Linked DNA regions of Homo sapiens: regions 2 and 3 are each linked to region 1. The links are chromatin contacts, found by Hi-C or POLR2A ChIA-PET in ENCODE. All regions are on one chromosome and are shown on one strand. The core of a region is the stretch at or near the end of the contact, and the rest is flanking DNA. Distances in the headings are between cores, read along the strand shown. Region 1 overlaps DUSP29 (dual specificity phosphatase 29). Region 2 holds the start of COMTD1 (catechol-O-methyltransferase domain containing 1). Region 3 overlaps KAT6B (lysine acetyltransferase 6B).

What was found. Hi-C counts contacts between places; a loop is a spot of excess contacts on that map. ChIA-PET counts read pairs that join two places held with the same protein, here RNA polymerase II (POLR2A). Pooled maps may share reads with other maps.
Region 2: a loop to region 1 is called in a map of psoas muscle, with 4 times the contacts of the local background. The contact joins the promoter of COMTD1 here to the enhancer-like site in region 1. A Hi-C loop is called at or near these places in 7 of 168 maps with a recorded cell type or tissue (CD14-positive monocyte, CD4-positive, alpha-beta T cell, Right ventricle myocardium inferior and 4 more), 16 of 37 single-sample maps with no recorded cell type and 19 of 50 pooled maps. POLR2A ChIA-PET finds 5 or more read pairs at or near these places in 1 of 52 experiments (Caco-2).
Region 3: a loop to region 1 is called in a pooled map, with 4 times the contacts of the local background. The contact joins two enhancer-like sites. A Hi-C loop is called at or near these places in 3 of 50 pooled maps. POLR2A ChIA-PET finds 5 or more read pairs at or near these places in 3 of 52 experiments (AG04449, OCI-LY7 and PC-3).

The regions. Positions count from the first base shown.
Region 1 is chr10:75,040,910-75,044,164 of GRCh38, reverse strand. It overlaps DUSP29 (dual specificity phosphatase 29), which reads left to right. Exons shown (of 4, transcript NM_001003892.3): 3 at 148-368. Among named protein-coding and RNA genes, the nearest start is that of SNORD172, 21 kb to the right of the region's middle. RefSeq lists an enhancer at 130-319. Within about 2 kb of position 1,469, at least 3 of the 41 ENCODE cell types and tissues checked have a DNase peak (open chromatin) inside an H3K27ac peak, as active enhancers do; they include gastrocnemius medialis and psoas muscle, where a contact is called at or near this core.
Region 2 is chr10:75,234,453-75,237,707 of GRCh38, reverse strand. COMTD1 (catechol-O-methyltransferase domain containing 1) reads left to right here and starts at 1,751. Exons shown (of 7, transcript NM_144589.4): 1 at 1,751-1,873; 2 at 1,965-2,092; 3 at 2,336-2,441; 4 at 2,530-2,648; 5 at 2,716-2,770; 6 at 2,965-3,098. The coding sequence starts at 1,780. RefSeq lists silencers at 1,503-1,797, 1,833-1,972, 2,133-2,212, 2,343-2,632, 2,793-3,022.
Region 3 is chr10:74,853,400-74,856,654 of GRCh38, reverse strand. All of the region lies in intron 3 of KAT6B (lysine acetyltransferase 6B), which reads right to left. Among named protein-coding and RNA genes, the nearest start is that of KAT6B, 28 kb to the right of the region's middle. RefSeq lists a silencer at 375-585. Within about 2 kb of position 1,619, at least 9 of the 41 ENCODE cell types and tissues checked have a DNase peak (open chromatin) inside an H3K27ac peak, as active enhancers do.

The DNA of each region.
Region 1 (3,255 bases), core at 220-2,719:
TAAGAGCAGAGCTTTGGGACTTCATTTGCAATAACTAGTCCTCATTCTGGAACTGGAATCCACAGCGGAAAGCGTGGGTGGCCCCTGAGTTTCCCGGACCCGGGGCAGGGCGCCGCGCGCCCACAGATTTCTCTCCCCTGCGCCCAGGGCGACGGCGCTGGACCGCTATAGGCTGCAGAAGGCGGGGTTCACGCACGTGCTGAACGCGGCCCACGGCCGCTGGAACGTGGACACTGGGCCCGACTACTACCGCGACATGGACATCCAGTACCACGGCGTGGAGGCCGACGACCTGCCCACCTTCGACCTCAGTGTCTTCTTCTACCCGGCGGCAGCCTTCATCGACAGAGCGCTAAGCGACGACCACAGTAAGAGACCCGCGGCCCCGCCCCGATCGGCCCCGCCCCGCCCCGCCCCGACTCGCCCCGCCCGTAGCTTAGGCCCCGCCCCTTCCCCGCCCCACTAAGGCTCCGCCCCTAGCCTAGGCTCCGCCCTTAGCCCAAGGTTTCCCCGTCTGAGGCCCAGGCCGGAAGCGGGATGTGCGCGTGCGAAATCTTTGTCGCAAAGCTGGGCCACTGGGGCTGCTTGTGGCCGAGGGTAAAGGTCCGAGCCCCTGGAAGCTGTGAAGGTTTAAGGACCTGCACCACCCAGCGTGCTGCTGGTGGGGTTCGGGCCTTGATTGCAGCTCTGGGGAATGGAAATAGGGCGTAAGAATAAAAGGCCTTTTGGTCGGAGTCTTTGCTAAAGAACATTTGCCATCCTTCAAAAGGCGGAGGCGGTCTGGGAGCTCTCAAAGCTGGGACTGCGGCCGGAGACACTAATTGTGCCTGGGCCTGAACCCAACTAGTAGCCAAGGGCTTTGATGCCAGAAAACCCTCAGGGAGCTGACTTGAGTGGGAATCCATGGAGAGACCTTAAATTCTCCTGCCCACCAACCAAGTTACACTCCCCAGTTACACTCAGCCTCGTGAGGCCTCCAGTAGAAAGCTGACAAGCTGGGCTTTACTGGCACGCTGTATTTGAGGTATAATTTGGGTTTTGCACCCCCAGCGTCCAAGTTTTCCCAGTGTTAATTATCCAGCTTTTAAATCACAGTGCTAGTCTTTGTGCTCAGAATGCACTGTTGGCTACCCTAATCCAGCAAAGGCTACAAGGCTATTTTGGAGAGAAGGGCACAGCTTAGGGACGCATCGGGGGTAAGACAATATACAGTTATTGCTGCAGGGTGTACTTCAGTGGAATTCCACAGAGGCCAGAGGGACTTCAGCTCCCTAATCTGTGCTCTGACTTCAGCCCAATGTGTCACACACCCCTTTGTGGAGCCATCACATAATTCAGGGTATCTGGTTACTGAAAGCCTTTCTTGCCACAAGAGGTTGTGATTACAAGGCTCAGTGACTGACCAAATAGTCTGCTGCAGGAACTTGCAACCTGGGGCTGGGCCTAGGCCAGGTCTGCTGGACAATATCAGACCTTAATGGACATCCCAAGGTGGCCCTGGCCCCACAGCCAACCATAGCCACCAACAATTTGTCATTATTTTGGCTCAGAAAGCAATGTCACAATGAAAAAAAACCCTTAGAGCTAACATGCCTGTATTAGAAGATGCCTCATTTCCAGGCCTTCCTTTTATGAGTCTATTTATGAACCATCTTTTGTGCTGTGTACATTCTGGGTTTCCAAGCAGGATCAAAAACACAACTGAACTGAGTCATCACCACAAGGTAAAATTTGCCTCATAGTATTTGAAGTTAACTGAAAACACATTTGACATGAAAAAAACAAAGACTGCAACAACCTAATCCTTCAGTTTCTGTTTAATGCACTCACTTGCCATTACTATATTTTAGACCTTACCCTTCATGGAAGGGGCCTGGCAGGCTTCGGAGAAGACAGGGCTGGGTTTACATTTCTGTCACACAATTTACTAACGATGTGATTTCTCTGAGCCTTGGTTTCTCCATCCGGTGATAAAAATATTTACCTTCAGAGGTTATAATGAGGATCAGCAGTAACGCGCGTAAAGCGCTTAGCATAGAACCTGGTGGACAGCAGGCTCTCGGATGTATTTGATAAAGCGTGGTCATACACTGTGAAGCATATAACCACGCCAGCATGTGCACATCATCATCGTAAAGTTTCCAATCCTCAAAGAAAAAAAAAAGACATTCCAACTTTGAACTGTAAGATATACTCACATGAAAGCTTGTTGTAGGTTCCTGGCACTCAATTTTAGGGTCTGCCCCCACTGCCAAATCCAGAAAGAATCAGGCTCTCAAGTTGAAGCTTAGGCCTAGGCAGATGACAGAACATTATGAGGAGGTGTCAGGCTGCTGTGGATCATGACTGTTAGACCAGGTGGCACCTAGCAAACAAAGGGCCAACGGAGGAGAGTAGATACTTGGATCAGAGACTATGAGTGGGATAGAATGAATGGATGGGGGTGCCGGGACTCGACCAGATGGCTAGGGATGGGGAGCAGGACATGACCCCACTGGAGATGGCAGGGTAGGCTCTGCTCTCAGCACCTTTGCACTGGCATATCTAAATAATTCAAGTCAGGGCTCAAACGCCTACCCTGCAGAACCATGCAGAGTGTAAACAAATGAAGATGGCTGCATGTACAGCGGAGGGGTGTGGGTAGGGGGCACTTGTGGCTAAGCAGAGAGCCCTGTACCCCTTCAGAGGGGCACCTGCCACCCAGCCTCAGCTAATGCTTGTCTTGTGAGAGTCAGTGCAAATGTGGGAGATCTGACTTTTCAGAAGTCTCCAATCTGGATTATAAAATCACTCGATTTTTAGGTCTTGGCAACAGATTGAAATTTCTTAAAATGCTGCAAAGGACAGACTAAAGCAACCCAATGGCCATCAGGTTGTAACCTGTGCCCTGAGTGGCCAGAGCAACCAAACAAAATGCCCGCTAGCTCAGCAGCAGCAATGCCACAGACTTCATACCCAGTGGACGGCAGGTGCTCAGCCCACCTGCCACATGCAGTTGTGTCTAGGCAAGGGACACTGCTTGGCATTTTAGTGCTGGACCTACTTGTATGTTTCTTACACTCTCTATGTAAGTGGTGTGGATAGACAGTCTGGCCAAAAAGCAAGGCATCACTCCTTGCTTCCTCTTGTCTATGTTCTTTGTTCTCATTGACTGGTTTCAGCCAAGTGTACACCATTCCCCCTACCTGGCTTCTCACAGCCGGTCATTTTCACTCTTTTTGAAAAGCGTTCCTTGTGGAGCTGTACTCGTGGGCT
Region 2 (3,255 bases), core at 502-3,001, 190 kb before region 1:
TCTTACAGCCTCCACCCCAGGGGACATCTGCAGTGCAGCAGGAAGATAACCGGCTGCCCTTCGGACTTTGACTCCTTTTAAAGGTAACATGACAGCTCACTAAGTGCCAGGATTTTCTCATTTGGTCCCCTGTGTAAGTCCTCAGCCTGGATTTTCTCATTTGGTCCCCTAGGAGGTTGGGACTATTCATAACGCCATTTCACAGAGGCAGAAGTCGTGAAGCTTAGGCCACCCGCCAGCTGTGTGTGACCTGCATCTCTGAAACCAGCTTCACTAAGAATACCAACCAGAGGCCAGGCACGGGGGCTCACACCTGTAATCCCAGCACTTTGGGAGGCTGAGGCAGGAGGATCACTTAAAGCCAGGAGTTCGAGACCAGCCTGGACAACATAGTAAGACCCCTTCTCTTTAAAAAAAAAATTTTTTTTTTTAAATTAGCTGGGCACAGTGGTGACCGCCTGTGGTCCCAGCTACTTGGGAGGCTGAGGCAAGAGGATTGCTGAGCCTGGGAGCTCGATGCTGCAATAAGCAGTAATCTTGCCACTGCACTTCAGCCTTGCCAGAGACCTTGCCAAAAAAAAAAAAAAGAACACCAACGCCAGGCACAATGGCTCAGGCCTGTAATCCCAGCACTTTGGAAGGACGAGGCAAACAGATCACTTGAGGCCAGGAGTCTGACACCAGCCTGGCCAAAATAGCAAAACCCGTCTCTACAAAAAATACAAAAATTAGTTGGGTGTAGGGGTGCGTGCCTGTAGTCCCAGCTACTCCAGAGTCTGAGGCAGGAGAATCGCTTGAATCAGGAGGTGGAGGTTGCAGTGAGACCAGATTGTGCCACTGCACTCCAGCCTGGGTGACAGAGCGAGACTCAGTCTCAAAAAAAAAAAAAAAAAGGACAGCGTCAGCGTCTTTCACCTCCTCCGGAGTTTGGCGCATGGTAGGGGTTCAATCAGTGTTCTCTGGACAGTGTTTCAACAGAACAACCTTGCAAGGGAGCTTCACCGGCTTTCTCCCCAAGATGTCTTCATTCCAACCTACCAACATAACAGCAGCTGCCACTTATGTATTGTGCTACTGTGTGCGAAGCTGTGGGATCTGGTGCCTTTTATGGTAAGATTGTAGGCCTCATTTTACAGGAAGGAAACTGAGGCTCAGAGAGACTGGCAGGACCAAGATTAGACACTCGTATCCATCTGGCCCCCAAAAGCAGGATTTTAACAGCTAAGAATATGGTCTCAGTTCCACAGGCCCACCCCAGGGCTCCTGAACCCCAATTCGAGGCTGCATGCCCTCAAACCAGTTCCCTCACTCCTTCAGCCTGATGCTTTGGGGCATCTTGTCCAGGAGGCCTTCCCCCTTTAATCTCTATCTCTTGTACTTGTGACTATCTTGTAACTTACACTGGCGCCCTCCATACACAATTCACATATGCCCCCAAGGGGCCTCAGAATAAATGGTGGCGAGGAGAAAAAAGCATTGGCAGGAGGGGAATGGAGGCAGGCACCTGGACTGCGGGCACAGGCGGGAAAATTCAGATCTAGGCGCTTGGCCTGCTCCCCGCAGGGGCGCAGTTCCCGGCGCGGCCACCAGATCGCGCCCGGCTCTCTCGGGCGGGGCTTGCAGTAAGGCTGTGTGGCCGCCAGATGATGCCCGAGACCGCGGCTCCGCGGGTAGTGCCCCGACAAGGTGGAGCCCGGCGGGCCCGCGAGTCCGAGACCTGTCCCAGGAGCTCCAGCTCACGTGACCTGTCACTGCCTCCCGCCGCCTCCTGCCCGCGCCATGACCCAGCCGGTGCCCCGGCTCTCCGTGCCCGCCGCGCTGGCCCTGGGCTCAGCCGCACTGGGCGCCGCCTTCGCCACTGGCCTCTTCCTGGGTGAGCAGGACCTGGTCCCGGCGGGCGGGTGGGCGGGCGCAGAGTAGGGCGCGGCGTGGCTCAGGTTAATCCAACACCCTCTCCCCGTCAGGGAGGCGGTGCCCCCCATGGCGAGGCCGGCGAGAGCAGTGCCTGCTTCCCCCCGAGGACAGCCGCCTGTGGCAGTATCTTCTGAGCCGCTCCATGCGGGAGCACCCGGCGCTGCGAAGCCTGAGGCTGGTCAGCAGGGCGCGGGACGGAAACGGGCGTCCCTCTCGACCCCTGCGGGTCCCACGTGGCTGTGTGACCTTGGGCTGGGCCCTGGCCCTCCCTGGGCTTCCGGCTTCCCTGGGCCGGGTGCGGTGGGCGTTCCGAAGGGCCAGTCCCCCAGGCCACGCCCAGAACCGCGCCCCTGGGGCTTGGGACCCCCAGGGCGAAGGTGGGTGACCTGCATGGCTGGTGCCACCCTCTCCTTTCACGCAGCTGACCCTGGAGCAGCCGCAGGGGGATTCTATGATGACCTGCGAGCAGGCCCAGCTCTTGGCCAACCTGGCGCGGCTCATCCAGGCCAAGAAGGCGCTGGACCTGGGTAGGGGCACGCGGCCGGGATCCCGGAGGGCCGAGGTTTCCGGGCCGACCCCCACTCTGGGCTGAGCCCGTCTGTGTCCTGGTCCCAGGCACCTTCACGGGCTACTCCGCCCTGGCCCTGGCCCTGGCGCTGCCCGCGGACGGGCGCGTGGTGACCTGCGAGGTGGACGCGCAGCCCCCGGAGCTGGGACGGCCCCTGTGGAGGCAGGTGAGCGCCCGCGCCTAGCTCTGCAGCCCCAGGCGGGGGCGCAACGGCTGACCCGCTCCCTCCGCAGGCCGAGGCGGAGCACAAGATCGACCTCCGGCTGAAGCCCGCCTTGGAGACCCTGGGTGAGCACCGAAGCGGGAAGGGCTTTGAAGCCATTCATTGCAAACGAGGCTGCTGTGTGGCCGAGCTGTGACTGGGCCTGCCGGGCAGGTTAAGGGCAGGGCCGGTTGTCACAGAGCCCGGGCCGGCCTGGGAGGGGCCTCAGGGCCGCCGGGGCCGCGGACTCAGCCGCACCTGCCCTCCCTCCCCCCGCAAGACGAGCTGCTGGCGGCGGGCGAGGCCGGCACCTTCGACGTGGCCGTGGTGGATGCGGACAAGGAGAACTGCTCCGCCTACTACGAGCGCTGCCTGCAGCTGCTGCGACCCGGAGGCATCCTCGCCGTCCTCAGAGTAAGGGATCCACTGCGGGGGAGGAGAAAGCACCCTGTCGGGCCGGGTCCCCATCTTTTCCCTTGACTCCTCTTATACCCCAAAGCCCCACCCAGTCCAGTCACGTAGGCTACACCCCCTCCGGGGCTCCGGCCCCGGTACCCAGGCTTTCCTCCGC
Region 3 (3,255 bases), core at 370-2,869, 190 kb after region 1:
AGTGCTGGGATTATAGGTGTGAGCCACCACTCCCAGACCCCCACACGCTATTCTTGTCAAAAATGTTTACTCTGAATCTAATCATGAGGATACAGTCAGACAAATACTAATTGTGGGACATCCTACAAGACAACTACCCTAGACTCTTCAAAAATGTCAATGTCTTCAGAAGCAAAAAGGAGGGAAAACTGTTCTCTATTAAAGGTGACATGACAGCCAAATGCAATATATGATCTTTGGTTGGATCCTGGATGAAAAGTCAAAAGTTGGCCAGGCGCAGTGGCTCACACCTTTAATCCCAGCACTTTGGGAGGCCTAGGCGGGTAGATCACCTGATGTCAGGAGTTCAAGACCAGCCTGGCCAACCTGGCGAAACCCCATCACTACTAAAAATAAAAAAAGTTAGCCGGGCATGGTGGCACGCACCTGTAGTCCCAGCTGCTCGGGAGGCTGAGGCAAGAGAATTGCTTGAACCTGGGAGGTGGAGGTTGCAGTGAGCTAAGATCATACCACTGCACCCCAGCCTGGGCAACAGAGCGAGACTCCATCTCAAAAAAAGTCAAAAGTTATAAATGAGATTTTGGGGCCATTTGGGGAAATATGGACTGTCAGTTAACACTCATTCCACTGCCGAATTTTTTGCGTAATAGTATAGTATATAAGAGAACATTTTTGATATATTATTAAGTATTTAGGGGTGAAATATAATATTTGTAATTTAGTTTCCAACAGTTTAGTCAAAATTGTGAATATATAAATGTGCTGTATATATACGCACACCCATGTATAAAAACATATACATATACACACATATAGGAAGAGAAAGAATGTGGCAAAATGTTAAAATTGGTGAATCTATGTGAAAGAAATAGAGTGTTTACTGTACTACTCTTTTAATATTTATGAAATACTCTAATTTTATAAATTATAAAGGTTAGGAGAGAAGTATTTTCCTAGCTCCCTCCATGCCTGCCTTTCCCAGGTCTGCTCACACACTGCCAGGAGTCTACCTGGAACAGCTGATGTTCTTCAAACAGCCAATACTCTTCCACTAGCAGATCCTGTTTTCTGCTGCTTTACTCACAACTCAAGGCTCAACAGCTAAAGCTGGGTTTTGTTATAAGACAGAAGTGTTTACAATACTAATTTTGAAAACAAGTTGGTCAAATATCAAATGGGAGTCATCTTTTAATGGCCTTATTACTAGATTTTAATATGTTCTTATGTTTCTCTTTCCCAAGATAATGTTTATGATCTGTTTCTTAAACTTCATCATACCCATAGGGTGGCAAGCATGACAGGGAAACCTTGGACAAAAAGCAGGGCTGGTCACATCAGAAACTACTAACAGAAACAGTCAAGCTCTGCCTCTGGCTCTCAGCCCATGTCACTCTGAACACCCTAGGCAGCCCAGACCAAGGCTCACCTCCTTCCTGCAGGCCTCACTGCTCTCCATATGGCAGCTCACTGACATCAAAGAAGACGGAAGAAATTATCTAAATTCACCAGGCTAGTTCCACTCCTTCCCTTGAATTGTGGAAGAGTCGCTGATATCTCAATTACCTCTCCTGCAATAGTACCTTTTTCCCTGCATGCTAAGATTTTGCAATGCTAAAAAGCAGGGTGAGAAGTGTATACTGGACTAACAGATGGAAGATTAACAACAAAAGACCGACTTGATGGGGGAGACAAAACTACAATGTTTGTATACCTATAATAAAAATACTGAGGAAGAAAAATTGAACTTGTAAGTAAAGTTAGGTTGCTCTTCTGTAACGCCTGTCGAGCTACAGACAGGAAAAGGCCCAGCATGGTTTCTGTGTACGCCTATGCTGTTTCTAATAGAAAGGACAAAATAGAGCCAAAACATCTGTTGACCAGTTAAGTTTGTTAATGAAACCAAATTGCAGCTGGTTTATCACAGATCAAAAGTGAGGCAAATTAGAGAAAGGATGTATGAACAAAGCTGGTTTCTAAAAAATAGTGGCTAAAGAATTCTAAACCCACTTGTCAAATTAACAAAAATCCTTCCTGGATTTTGCTTAGACCAGTGATTAGTATTTACTTTGTATCTTTGCAGAGACCAGCCTCATAGTTTAAATCTAGTATCATTCACTCTAAAATGTTGTCTATATTGCTCATTTTGCAGATTTATCAAAATATCACCTTTCATTAAAAAAAAACAGAAAAAACATACACTCTACATAATATTACACTAATTAAAAGATTCACTTATATAAGGAAAAAGAATATGTAGTTTGCAACTGTTGGAGACTTCTCTGGTAAAGTGCTTCTGCCCCAAGCAGAGGCATATGTACAGTTAGCATTTCACATATCCACTGCCACAACTCCTTCTCTTACATGTACAACTTTCCATCACCACCTGAAGACAGAGAGATAAGCACACCCACTCACAAAAACATACTTCCCTCTTGGCCCTGCTAACTCAAAATGTCACATGCAAATTACATGGCTGACGCATTTGCTAACTTTAATTTGGTGAGCTAATTGATGTTTATGTACTCAGAAACATTAATAGATTGGAGAGATCAAAGTACCTGAGAAGATTCAGGTTCATATTTTAAATGCTAGTGTGATCAGAGAACAGTTTCACCTAATCTACTGTAGTTTAAGGCACAGGGCCAAGAAAAGGAAGTTTATAAACAAAACAAAAAGTCAAGAATTTTACAATTAAAACACATTGCTACTGTCATGATAAAACAATGGGCTGGGCGTGGTGGGGCATGCCTCTAATCCCAGCACTTTGGGAGGCCGAGGTGGGCAGATCACAAGGTCAGGAGTTCGAGACCAGCCTGGCCAATATGGTGAAACCCCCGTCTCTACTAAAAATACAAAAAAATTAGCCAGGAGTGGTGGCACATGCCTGTAATCCCAGCTACTCGGGAGGCCAAGACAGGAGAATTGCTTTAACCTGGGAGGCGGAGGTTGCAGTGAGCCGAGACCATGCCACTACACTCCAGCCTGGGCAAGACAGCAAGACTCCATCTCAAATTAAAAAAAAAAAAAAAAAAAAGGCATTTCTTATATATTAAAAATAAAAGGCTGAGCACGGTGGCTCACGCCTATAACCCCAGTACTTTGGGAGGCCGAGGTGTGTGAACTGCTTGAGCTCAGGCGTTCAAGACCAGCCTGGGCAACGTGGCGAAACCCTATCTCTACAAAAAATACAAAAATTAGCTGGGTGTAGTGGTGTGTGCCTGTAGTCCAAGCTACTTGGGGGGCTGAGGTGGGAGG